4 separate regions of the Homo sapiens genome follow, and regions 2, 3 and 4 are each linked to region 1. The links are chromatin contacts, found by Hi-C or POLR2A ChIA-PET in ENCODE. All regions are on one chromosome and are shown on one strand. The core of a region is the stretch at or near the end of the contact, and the rest is flanking DNA. Distances in the headings are between cores, read along the strand shown. Region 1 overlaps GPRC5A (G protein-coupled receptor class C group 5 member A). Region 2 overlaps LOC107984486 (a long non-coding RNA gene). Region 3 has its middle 31 kb from the start of EMP1. Region 4 overlaps DUSP16 (dual specificity phosphatase 16).

The links. A loop is a pair of places that touch in the nucleus more often than their neighbours do. ChIA-PET counts read pairs that join two places held with the same protein, here RNA polymerase II (POLR2A). Pooled maps may share reads with other maps.
Region 2: a pooled map shows a loop between it and region 1 (8-fold over the local background). The contact joins two enhancer-like sites. A Hi-C loop is called at or near these places in 4 of 50 pooled maps. POLR2A ChIA-PET finds 5 or more read pairs at or near these places in 3 of 52 experiments (H1, OCI-LY7 and activated T-cell).
Region 3: a pooled map shows a loop between it and region 1 (4-fold over the local background). The contact joins two enhancer-like sites. A Hi-C loop is called at or near these places in 6 of 50 pooled maps. POLR2A ChIA-PET finds 5 or more read pairs at or near these places in 3 of 52 experiments (MCF 10A, PC-3 and Panc1).
Region 4: a pooled map shows a loop between it and region 1 (4-fold over the local background). The contact joins two enhancer-like sites. A Hi-C loop is called at or near these places in 3 of 50 pooled maps.

The regions. Positions count from the first base shown.
Region 1 is chr12:12,898,261-12,900,960 of GRCh38, reverse strand. All of the region lies in intron 1 of GPRC5A (G protein-coupled receptor class C group 5 member A), which reads right to left. Among named protein-coding and RNA genes, the nearest start is that of GPRC5A, 8.0 kb to the right of the region's middle. Within about 2 kb of position 1,405, at least 12 of the 41 ENCODE cell types and tissues checked have a DNase peak (open chromatin) inside an H3K27ac peak, as active enhancers do; they include PC-3, where a contact is called at or near this core.
Region 2 is chr12:12,581,784-12,584,483 of GRCh38, reverse strand. The region is part of intron 1 of LOC107984486 (a long non-coding RNA gene); the gene reads left to right. Among named protein-coding and RNA genes, the nearest start is that of DUSP16, 20 kb to the right of the region's middle. RefSeq lists an enhancer at 982-1,041. Within about 2 kb of position 1,332, at least 8 of the 41 ENCODE cell types and tissues checked have a DNase peak (open chromatin) inside an H3K27ac peak, as active enhancers do.
Region 3 is chr12:13,164,279-13,166,978 of GRCh38, reverse strand. No RefSeq gene overlaps it. Among named protein-coding and RNA genes, the nearest start is that of EMP1, 31 kb to the left of the region's middle. RefSeq lists enhancers at 1,110-1,404, 534-1,733. Within about 2 kb of position 1,303, at least 15 of the 41 ENCODE cell types and tissues checked have a DNase peak (open chromatin) inside an H3K27ac peak, as active enhancers do; they include PC-3, where a contact is called at or near this core.
Region 4 is chr12:12,505,380-12,508,079 of GRCh38, reverse strand. The region is part of intron 3 of DUSP16 (dual specificity phosphatase 16); the gene reads left to right. Among named protein-coding and RNA genes, the nearest start is that of DUSP16, 56 kb to the left of the region's middle. Within about 2 kb of position 1,344, at least 13 of the 41 ENCODE cell types and tissues checked have a DNase peak (open chromatin) inside an H3K27ac peak, as active enhancers do.

The sequences.
Region 1 (2,700 bases), core at 156-2,655:
CTTTTGTTTGTTTGTTTTTTGGGTTTTTCTGGGTTGTTTTTTTTTTGTTTTTTTTTTTTTTTTTTTTTTGAGACGGAGTTTTTACTCTTGTTGCCCAGGCTGGAGTGCAATGGCATGATCTCAGCTCACTGCAACCACCATCTCCCAGGTTCAAGTGATTCTCCTGCCTCAGCCTCCCGAGTGGCTGGGATTACAGGCATGTGCCACCACACCCGGCTAATTTTGTATTTTTAGTAGAGATGGGGTTTCTCCATGTTGGTCAGGCTGGTCTCGACCTCCCGACCTCAGGCCCGCCTCGGCCTCCCAAAGTGCTGGGATTACAGGCGTGAGCCACTGTGCCCGGCCCCAAAAGAAAGGTTTAGAAAAACCAGTGGGGAAGAGGGAGAGGGAAGGGAAGAATAAGAACAAGAGGAAGAGGGAGGAAAGGAAGAGGAGGGCGAAGTCATTTCTTGGGTCAACTCCAAGCCCTCTGTTCCTCCTCCCCTTTAGGGAGAAGGGGTTTCAGCTGCCAGGCTGTGTGAACAAGTAAGTCACTTGACCTCTCAAAGCCTCCTCTCATCTATAAAATGCAGGACACGCTGCTGAACTACGTGGTCTGAACTCATGTTCAGCTCCACCGTTCACCCACCTGGGGAGCTTCATGTACAAAACTTCCAGATGTCTTTCTTTCTCCCCCTCATCCTCATTCTTGCCCCATCTCCTGTCATTAAAAGAGTATGTGCCACAAACTCCTACCCAAACTAAAAGCCAGGGCTAGAGGTAAGGTTGAAGGGTCTGAAGAAGAGACACAGCAAGGGACTGCCCACCTGAAGGACAAAGCCAGAGGCTCCTGGAGCAGCGCTGACCCTAGACATGGCCTTGACTGACACACAGCACTGACCACTGTGCAGGGAAAAACGTGAACATGTGATGAGTCTCCCGCTTTGGGTTTCTAACCTGAGACTCCTCTTCGCAACCAGAGAGATGGGGAAAGTGTGTAGAGTTGCTTGTGACTAGGCCTGGAAGTTTGCCCATGCTTATTCTACGCAGTCCTTCCCAGAGCATCTGAGAATGAATCATCTGGGGCCCAGAACCTTGCAAAGACAAACTGACTTTGTCTTCCTTCCTATGAGATTTCTCTCATTCTGTCAAAATGTGTCTTCGCGCCAGCCCAGCCCTGAAAATGTGTGACTTTCTAGCATTTTCATTTTTTCTCTATTCTCGAATTGCTACATTCAGTCAGTAGTAATAACAGTCATGATGTAATTATGAGTAAGAATAATGACAGCTACTGTCACCTCCTGAGTCCTATTATGAGTCAGGCACTATGCTGAGTAGTTATGTATTTTTACACATATTCTCTCATTTACATGCTTTTACATCCATTACCTCATTTAACATTCCTACAGCCCATTTTATAGGTGAGAAACCTAACAGAGTGAGGAAGGTACATGTCCAGTGTCACATGGTCAGAAAGAATAGCTCTTTATAAGTAGTCATAATCATAATTCAATCCTCCTTTTCACCTCTAAATCACTGTCATCATCTCTAGAGCTTTTCTCCCTGACCCCAACCTCTCTCCATTTAAACCACCATATATTCAAGCATTGGCTTGCTGAGAAGTCTCCAAAACAAGCAACCCTGGCCGGGGGCAGTAGCTTACGCCTGTAATCCCAGTACTTTGAGAGGCCGAGAGATGGGAGGACCACTCGAGCCCAGGAGTTTGAGACCAACCTGGGCAGCATAGTGAGACCCCCGCTGTACAAAAAGAAATTAAAAATTAGCCGGGTGCTAATTTAGCCAGGATCACACCTGTGATCCCCCTACTCGGAGGGTGAAGCAAGAGGATTGCTTGAGCCCAGGAACTCGAGGCTGCAGTGAACTATGATCATGCCATTGCACTCCAGCCTGGGCAACAGAGTGAGACCCTGTCTCAAAACAAAAAACTAAATAAATAAATATAAAATTGTGGCCACTGCCCTTGGAATGAATAATAATCACACTGACATACAACTAAGAAGTTATGGAATACATTAGGAATGCTGAGGGCACATGGAAAACAGTGACCCATTCTACCTAGTGGGGTTTTAAAATAATTATTTTTAATGTTTAATGCTTTAGGGAAGAAAGCAGGGAGATGAAACATGAAAGATGAACAGGAAATGGTAGGAGATTTTTATGAAGGTAGAAGAGACAGGGCTTTGGGAATGGAAAAGCCCAGGTTAACTCCCAGATTTCTGGCTTAGGCAACTGAGTGGCACCACTGTCAGAGCCTAGAAATACAGGCTTGAAAGGAGAGATGCTAAGTGTAGCTTTGTTGGCTCTTTGATAAATATGCGACCTGCACGTGGAGCTATCCAGGAATAACAAGTCAAAAGACCCAAGTCCTCTTGAGAGTTTCCTCTGAGCCATATATGGTTTCCTTTCTTTTTTCTTTTTTTTTTTCTTTTGAGACAAAGTCTCTCTGTCGCCCAGGCTGGAGTGATGCAATGGCACAATCACAGCTCACGGCAGCTTCGACTTCCTGGGCTCAGGTGATCCTCCTACCTCAGCCTCCTGAATAGCTGGGACAGGTGCGCACCACCACATCTAGCTACTTTTTGTATTTTTTGTAGAGGTGGGGTCTCGCTATGTTGCCCAGGCAGCTCTTCAACTCCTGAGGCTCAGGTGATCTGCCCGCCTCGGCCTCCCAAAGTACTGGGATTACAGGCACAAGCCACT
Region 2 (2,700 bases), core at 83-2,582, 320 kb after region 1:
ACCTATGAGGTAACATATACCTCATAGGTCTGTCGTGACAATTAAATGAGATAATATATGTAAAGCACTTTAACACAGTGCAAGGCACATTGTAAGCTTTAATAGGTGTAAACTATTATAATTATGCAGCAAGAGACCTAGTGTAATCAGCACTTGATATATGTTTGGTAAGTTTGTTTGTGTGAGACAGTGTCTCACTCTGTCACCGACACTGGTGTGCAGTGATCATAGCTCACTTGCAGCCTCGACCTCCCAGGATCAAGCTGTCCTTCCACCTCAGCCTCCCAAGTACTATACTCCCTGGGACTATAGGCGCACACCTTCACACCCCGCTAAATTGTTTTGTATTTTTGTAGAGAAAGGGTCTCACTGTGTTTCTCAGGCTAGTCTTGAATTTTTGGGCTCAAGCGATCCACCCACTTCAGCCTCCCAAAGTGCTGGGATTATAGGCATGAGCCACCGTGCCCAGCCTAAGTATGTTGATGAATTCATCTTATTCAGATGATCTTAACTTCCCATTAATTTTTGCTATGTACATTCTTATGCCACCCTTCCTCCAGACAGGCTGACTGCTTTGGTTTTCCATGAATATATCTTTCACTTTTCTTGCCTTTGATAATGGTTTCCTATTATAATTTATAATTCATCACATGAAATAGTAGGTACTATATCATTTCTAGAATGTCATAATTTCTCTTTCCTGCCAATCCAGATTCTTTCCATTTTTTAAGGTCTCTCCTAAACGTTGGCTTGGTGACACTTTCCCTCATTACTTCTGTACTTATCAGTGTCTCATTTTTCTGAACCAATTACCCTTGGCTTAGCACTTGATGCCATTAATCTGTCAGGTACACTTAGCTGCTGTTTCCTGTATATTCATTTTGTGTCTTCAGCTCAAATGAAAACAGTCCTCAATCCAGCCTTGTTTCAGAACATGCAGTAAATATATAGTGACTATTAAATCTATTAGATCCAACATTCTAGAATAATTTTTCAGGTCTACAGCCTCTTATCAAAAGACTGGCCTATGAGGGTGGGCAGAGGGTTTGGGAATAAGAAGTTCCTGCTGCATTGGACAAGGTCCTTTCGCCTCTGGGCCATGTTGTCAGCGAAGTACTTAAGCACAGGGGCTCCGAAGGTGAGGGGCTGGGAGTAGACCATCAGACCATCCCTGACACAGACAGGAAAGTGTCCCCATTCAAATCTCATTCTTGCTGTGACAGGCTTTGCCTTTAACTAGTTTCTCAAACTTCTTGTACTTTTACACAACATTTGCCCTACTGAGAAACTGGCTTTGCGTGAAACTTCCCATGGCTTGAAGCAAGTCCCCATGACGGTGTTTGCATACCACTGGGGTTTTGTTCCTCCCACACATGCCAATAAAGATGAAGTGGCACTAAGATGACGTGATATGAAGGACATCACTGCAGCCTGCAAAGCAGAGAATGTTTGAACTATGTCAAAGAGTCATACCAGGGTTTCACAATTACAGAAAAGGCCAAGAAAGACTAGTCAAGAATGCAAGGTGAATAACGTTGTCTCTGCTCCAGTTCTCACGGGTGCTGTAGCCCCCACTGAACGCCCATTTCTCTGCACTCCTGTAGTACATATCATCTGGACTACACAATTCAGTCCTGCATTATACAGTGTCCTTCAAAAATTGCTTTGTGTGTTGTGTTCTCCCAGCTAGTTGTAAGTTCCTGAGAATACAGACCACATCTTATACTTCCTTGCTATTGTATATAGAGCCTTGCAATACCATTTAACTCAGTGTTGGGCACAATAAAATTCTCAACAGTAAATGTTGATGGATTTGGTTTTGGAAATGTAAATTTATAAAAAGTGGCCCTGCAAAGGAGAATGAGAAGACTCACTTCCTTTTGAGGGCTGTGGGCCTGGGAGTCCCATCGTCATTTGCAGTGTTGCCAGCAGCAGCAGCCTTCTTTCACAGGACAGGGAGTCAGTACAGCACCAGTAAGACACGTGGTTTCATTGCTTTCCCACTCAGAAGAAGACCACTCAGCACAGTGCCGGAGACCCTGCCCTGATTCCCCTTTCTCCTCCCAACCACAAAGGCCATGCAGGTAGAACTTGAGGGGCATCAGAGATTATCTGACTGAACTCCCTTGTTTTGTAGATGAGGAAACAAGGCAAGAGCAGCTGAGGGTGGTGGAAAGCATATGCATGGGCTTTGGAGTTAGGCAGTACTGGACTCTAATCCCAGTGCTGTTACCCTTTAGCTGTGCGATTGTGGGAGAGTCTGTTAACATCTCAGAGCCTTGATTTCCTCATCTTTAAAGTGTAACAATGGCGACCCACAGGAAATGTTGTAAAAACTCAGGGAAATAATATATGCAAACACAGTGCTTGGCAATAATAGATGCTCAATACCTGTTGGGCTCTCTATTTTCCTTCTCTTGAGTCTCCTGCCCAAAGTCATAAAACAATTTAGTGCTAGCCTCTCCTGTTTTTCAAGCTGTTTTCTTTCAATCAGGTACTAAAGCTAACCTCCTACCCACTAGAAAATTAGGATCAACCATTAACACATTTTTTAATGCTGAAATTTATAACAAAATTTTTAATGCTCACCAGACGTGGTGGCTCATGCCTGTAATCCCAGCACTTTGGGAGGCCAAGGCAGACAGATCACCTGAGGTCGGGAGTTCGAGACCAGCCTGACCAACATGGAGAAACCCTGTC
Region 3 (2,700 bases), core at 54-2,553, 270 kb before region 1:
CTGGCACATGCCTGCACCAGACATCTCTTTTAGGACCAAATCCTCTGTTACCCCTAGATTCCTATTTCATGGATCCTGCCTCTTATCCGGTTCCCTGGCTCAGAGACACACACTGAGCCATCTCCTGTGACCTACTTGGAAGGGGGACCCGCATCCTGGACTTCTCAAGACTTCACCCAGACCGTAAAGTGGCCCTAAGCCCTTTCCAGCTTGCTTGTTCTTAGGTACCAAATAGATAGTCAGTTTGTGGCACTCATTAAGCTTATGCTGTGGACAGAGCAGTGTAGTGAGGCCTTATGGAGAAAAACAATAGAAATAGAAGTTTTGGTCCCTCAGAGTATGTGAGTGAGTGTCAATGGGCCAACCTGTTAAATGCAAGCCATTATCCTCAGCACTTTCATATACATTCCTTCATTTATCTTCACAGTGACTCCAGGAGTTAGAGCCTCATTTTCTGATTTCCAGAGGAATAATCTGAACCTCTCCGAGATTGAGGAACCTGCCTCAAGTAACGGCTGGTAAGTGACATATCCAGGATTCCTGACTCCGAGGCCACAGCGCTTTTCACAACACCACAGTTGCATTAAAGAGAATCCATCCCACCTGCAAATACAGAGCACTGTGCCCTGAAATAGACTCAAAAGCGTTTTCAAAATAGCACATCAATAAGAACAAACGCATTAGAAAATAAACTCTGAGCCTGTGTGTTCTGGTCTCTTCTGTAGAAAGGAGGGGTTCAACAGTGAAAGATTCCTAAAAGAGGTAAATTTGAAACCTAGTTTGAAAGAACAGAGGCTACAGATAGGCAGAGAAGAGAAAATAAAGTTGGAATTAGCATCTTCTCTTAAGGTTATGTAGACATTCCTGCCATTGTGGAACAAATTTTCCACTCTGTCTACCAAAGTAAGAGGAATTATGCTTAAACATGGCAGGGTGGATTCAGGTTAGCATAAAAGACATTTCTGGTGATGAGGTGGTTAAATACCAAACTATTTCATTAAAGGAAGTGGTGAAATGTAGATTGTTTTTTTCCCCTCAGATGACTTTGGCTTACTCCTGGAGACAGGAGATGAACACAGCAACTCTGCAGACATCAACTGAAAACGGCAATTCTGGGGTTATAAGATAACTTTATTATGCTCATATAAAAAGGGTTCAGGGCAACCTGTATAATAACAAACTATTGCTCATCCCTAGACCCTCCCAAAGAGCCACTGCAAAGTAGTTTCTCACCTTTCCCATACCCTGACAAGCAGGAACCAGAAAGGGCCTGAGTCACCAGGTCACGTGACTGAAAGTGCAGCTGGGGCCTCTGTCTGCACTTGGCATGGCCGCATGAAACCAAAATTGCCTGTGCCCTGCAAGCTGAAGAGCACCAAGCAGTTACAGGTTATGTCAGGAAACCCAGGGCTGCCATCCAACTGCTGGAGCCGTCCCTGTTTGCAATGGAAGAAAAGGGTATTTGCAATTGCTCCTTCCCCACACTGTGGCTGCTGTTCAGGTGTTAGTTTCAGTTAGTTAGTTAGTTAGTTAGTTAGTTAGTTAGTTAGTTAGTTAGTTAGCTAGCTAGCTGGTTGGTTAGGTAGTTAATTGGCTAGTTGGTTAGTTAGGTGGTTAGTTAGCTGGTTGGTTAGTTAGTTAGCTAGTTTTGCAAATAGTATAAGGGCATGCTCCATCCCTAAGAAAATGATGCTTTTTCACAGACCTATTAATGATTGAACTGCCCCTTCAGGAAGGCAGGCCTTGAACCAGAAGTCCCCAAGAAGAAACTCTTCCCTTCCTGCTCTAATGATTTCCATTTTCCTAAGAATCCTGGACTCAGAGACTATTCGAGTTAGTAAGACCTTAGGCATTTATTTCAGTCTCGTTGTTTTCCAGGAAAGGAAGCTCAAGCCTAAAGGGATGAAGTGACTTGCCCAAGGTCACACATCTGGTCAGTGCCCTTCACCTGGGGTGAACCTTCACACATCCAAGGTGAAGACGAAGGAAGTCAGCCGTTTCCCTCTTGTGTTTCAAGCAATGAAGTTTGCTTAAGATTGGTGAATGTAGTCTTAGACATTTCTCCTTCCTCTTCATGCCCCACATACCAACACCACCAAACACATAACAATTGCCTGCTCTGCTTCTCTTTTCATGGGAAGATTTTCAATCTATAGGCACCATCAGTTCCTTCTAGCAGAAATGGAAATGGCTTCCTGACCCACGGACGGAGGTGGCTACCTTTGGCAACTCAGGCGGGATGGCTAATACAGGTGTTTTTCGTCATTCTCATCTCCCAAACCCCAGAGCCCACCTTCTCACCACCAAAGGAGATCAGTCAGATGCAGACCATGTGAGATGGCTGGAAGAGCCCGGGTTTTCAAATCAGCAGCCCTAGATACCATTAACTGCATGGCCTCTCTAGAGGCGCTTAGTGATTGGCATCTCTAAATTGGAGATGAAAATGCCGTGGTGCCATGAGAATGGAATGAGATCATATTTGGGGAAAGCCCTTTGGAAATGGTTATGAGAGGAAATGCCAGGGATTTTCATTACTGGCTTCAGGCTGCCCTAGGCTTGACCATGCAGTCGAGTTCACAGCCCAAAGGAAGGGTGTCTGCAGCTGGGCTGGGCCAGAGGTGGGGCTGGAGATTGGAAATGTGGGTTCCTCCACCTGTGTACATAAGAAAGCGCCTCTTCCAACAGCCCTCAGAGAGGGGC
Region 4 (2,700 bases), core at 95-2,594, 390 kb after region 1:
TTCTTTCCAGTATGGAGAGAAGAGAGAACTGTCCTCTACAGGTGAAGGTGTACTCTAGTTTTTCACATATATTCTAAAATAAGCAAATGAAAGGATTGTGTTTATGTTACAAAAAGGGAGTTTTGTTTTACAAAAGAATTAAACTACTTGAGAACTACAAAAGAATTTAATGGCTGGGCACGGTGGCTCACGCCTGTAATCCCAGCGCTTTGGGAGGCCAAGGCGGGCTGATCACCTGAGGTTGGGAGTTCGAGACCAGCCTGACCAACATGGAGAAACCCCGTGTTTACTAACAATACAAAATTAGCCGGGCATGATGGCGCATGCCTGTGATCCCAGCTACTCGGGAGGCTGAGGCAGGAGAATTGCTTGAACCCGGGAGGTGGAGGTTGCGGTGAGCGGAGATCGCACCATTGCACTCCAGCCTGGGCAACAAGAGTGAAACTCCATCTCCAAAAAACAACAACAACAAGAATTTAACCGCATAGTTCAAAAACTGTGAAACCATATGAACTATATGCAGATGATTTAAAATACAAAAGTTAAATTTGCATATGACTTTTTAGGAAAATGTCTTCCATAAAGTAGAGCTTTATATCAATATTATTTCTTTGTATAACCATGGAATCCATTCACAATATAGGGTGGGAGGGCAGTTCTCTTTGATTCTGCCTTCCTTGAAGGCGGCTCTGCCAGTTGATAAATCCCTAGTGACTTGCTCCCTATTTAAATGAAGGCATGAGTGGAAAGGCCCTCTGTCTCTCCCTGCAGGAAACCATCTTTAAAGTCATGGAACTGCTAAAAGGAGAGGGATCTATTTTTAGAACTTTGGCCTTAAAAACATTTTAAGAATATCAGTAAGCCACAGTAAAGTGCTACTTTTGTTTATTATGTAAATATACTTTCATTTAAAGAAAATACTGTGATATATAACTGATTGCATGGGTGAGAGGGAAGAGAAAAGAGTGACTAATTGGAATTGTTTAGTAGAGTTGTTATATGTATTTTATTTTACTTGGCAGATTTTTCCCCCCCAAAATGGAATGGTGGTTCACGTTTGCTTTTACAGAAAATCATATTTATAATTGGAATTGTGAAGGAGGTGATCTTAAGGGAAGACGTTTTCATGGCTGAATTAGGAGAAGGTGTTATCTAAATGAGGAATGCCTTAGAAGCTGTACCAGATGTTTTCTGTGTCGGAAGTAGTATCTATGTTTTTATTTGTAAACATGCATTCTTTTGGTTGGATTTATGGAAGACTAACAGAAACATGGGTTTTAGCATTGCGGTCTGGCTGCCTGTGCATCCACAGCTGTAGAGGCCAAGACGCTTCTCTGCCTGCAGGGACTGCCCATCCCTGTTTCTCAGCAGGCTGGAAATAGCTGTGTATTTGTCTTCCTTCCTCTTAGCACAGATACTTCCAGAGTAGGGGGCACAGTCATTCTTAGGTTCAGGTCCATGTTAGGGAAACACATGTGGGTTACTATGACTTTGTTTTCTGCATTCCCAGATGATAAACAGCATAAAATTAGGAATAGGAGAAACTTGGCAAGATTGGACAGTGAGCCAAGTCTTCAGACAACTTTAAAAAATAGGCGCAAATTTTTTCAAGAAGCTTATCAGTTTTTCGGTACTGCTTTTCACAGTAAATAGCGGATAACGGACTGATGTTATGTCTTGTAATGGAATCTAGCTTGGAGTCCCTGGGACAACAAAGTTATGATAAGGGCAGATAAGAGGACGCTTGATTCTTTGTCTCCGTTAGCCATTTGGAGCAGAACGTTTGCATAAATGAACTTTTCTTCTGAAGTGGATCTTGTTTGTAAGAGAACTTACGAAAGGAAGAGGGACATTTTAAGCATGTTTCAAAACTGAGTTGCTGGTGAGGCCACAGTTAGTTTTTAGAGGTCCAAGGGAAATCAGGCAGTGTCTCATCTGTTGTTAATTAATGAAACGAAACTGGAGTCACTAGAGTGCAGCAGTGAATGAAAGGTCAGTGAATGGAAAAAACTGTCAATGAAGGAGGATGTCAGCAGAGTGGAACATTGTCATAGATAAAGATCAGTGAAAATGTGCTCTGGCTGAGGTAGGGTTTTCTGGAAGTGACTGGGAGCCAGTCTGGGACATTTCAAGCCAAACTGAGCACTAAATGAATGTTCTGATTGCAGCTAAATCTGTTAAATATTTTTAAATATTTGTTTGAGTTTGTTCTAGATATCAGTTGAGAAAGATTTGTGAAAAAGAGGCTTCTTTTTGTTTTATAATGTGTTTTACAGTGTAGTGTTGTTTTGTTTGGCTCTTTTGTTTTGAAGCTGAACAATGGTTTCTTTCTCTCCTTTCTGTTCTCTGTCTTAGAACTTTCTAGAGCCACACTTACTTTTGAGGTCCACTGAAATCAAAGTGATCTAGGATCACTGTACCAATTAACGATAGAACTGGACCTCGAACAGCCTGGCTGATGGCTCAGTTTATGATTATTGCAGAATTGCATCTCCTCTGAAAGTTGTTCTGTGGGGGGTGACCTGACAGCCAAGGTCTACTACCAACTTGTAAATGGTGGTCATGAACAAACCAGTGACCATATTTACATTTCAACCAGTTCATCTGTAAACTTTGTTATTGGTGTCATGTGAAATTGCCTTTAAAGAGATTCTCCTTTCTCTGTTCTTGTCGGATCTTCTTCCTTCTCCCTCATTGAAG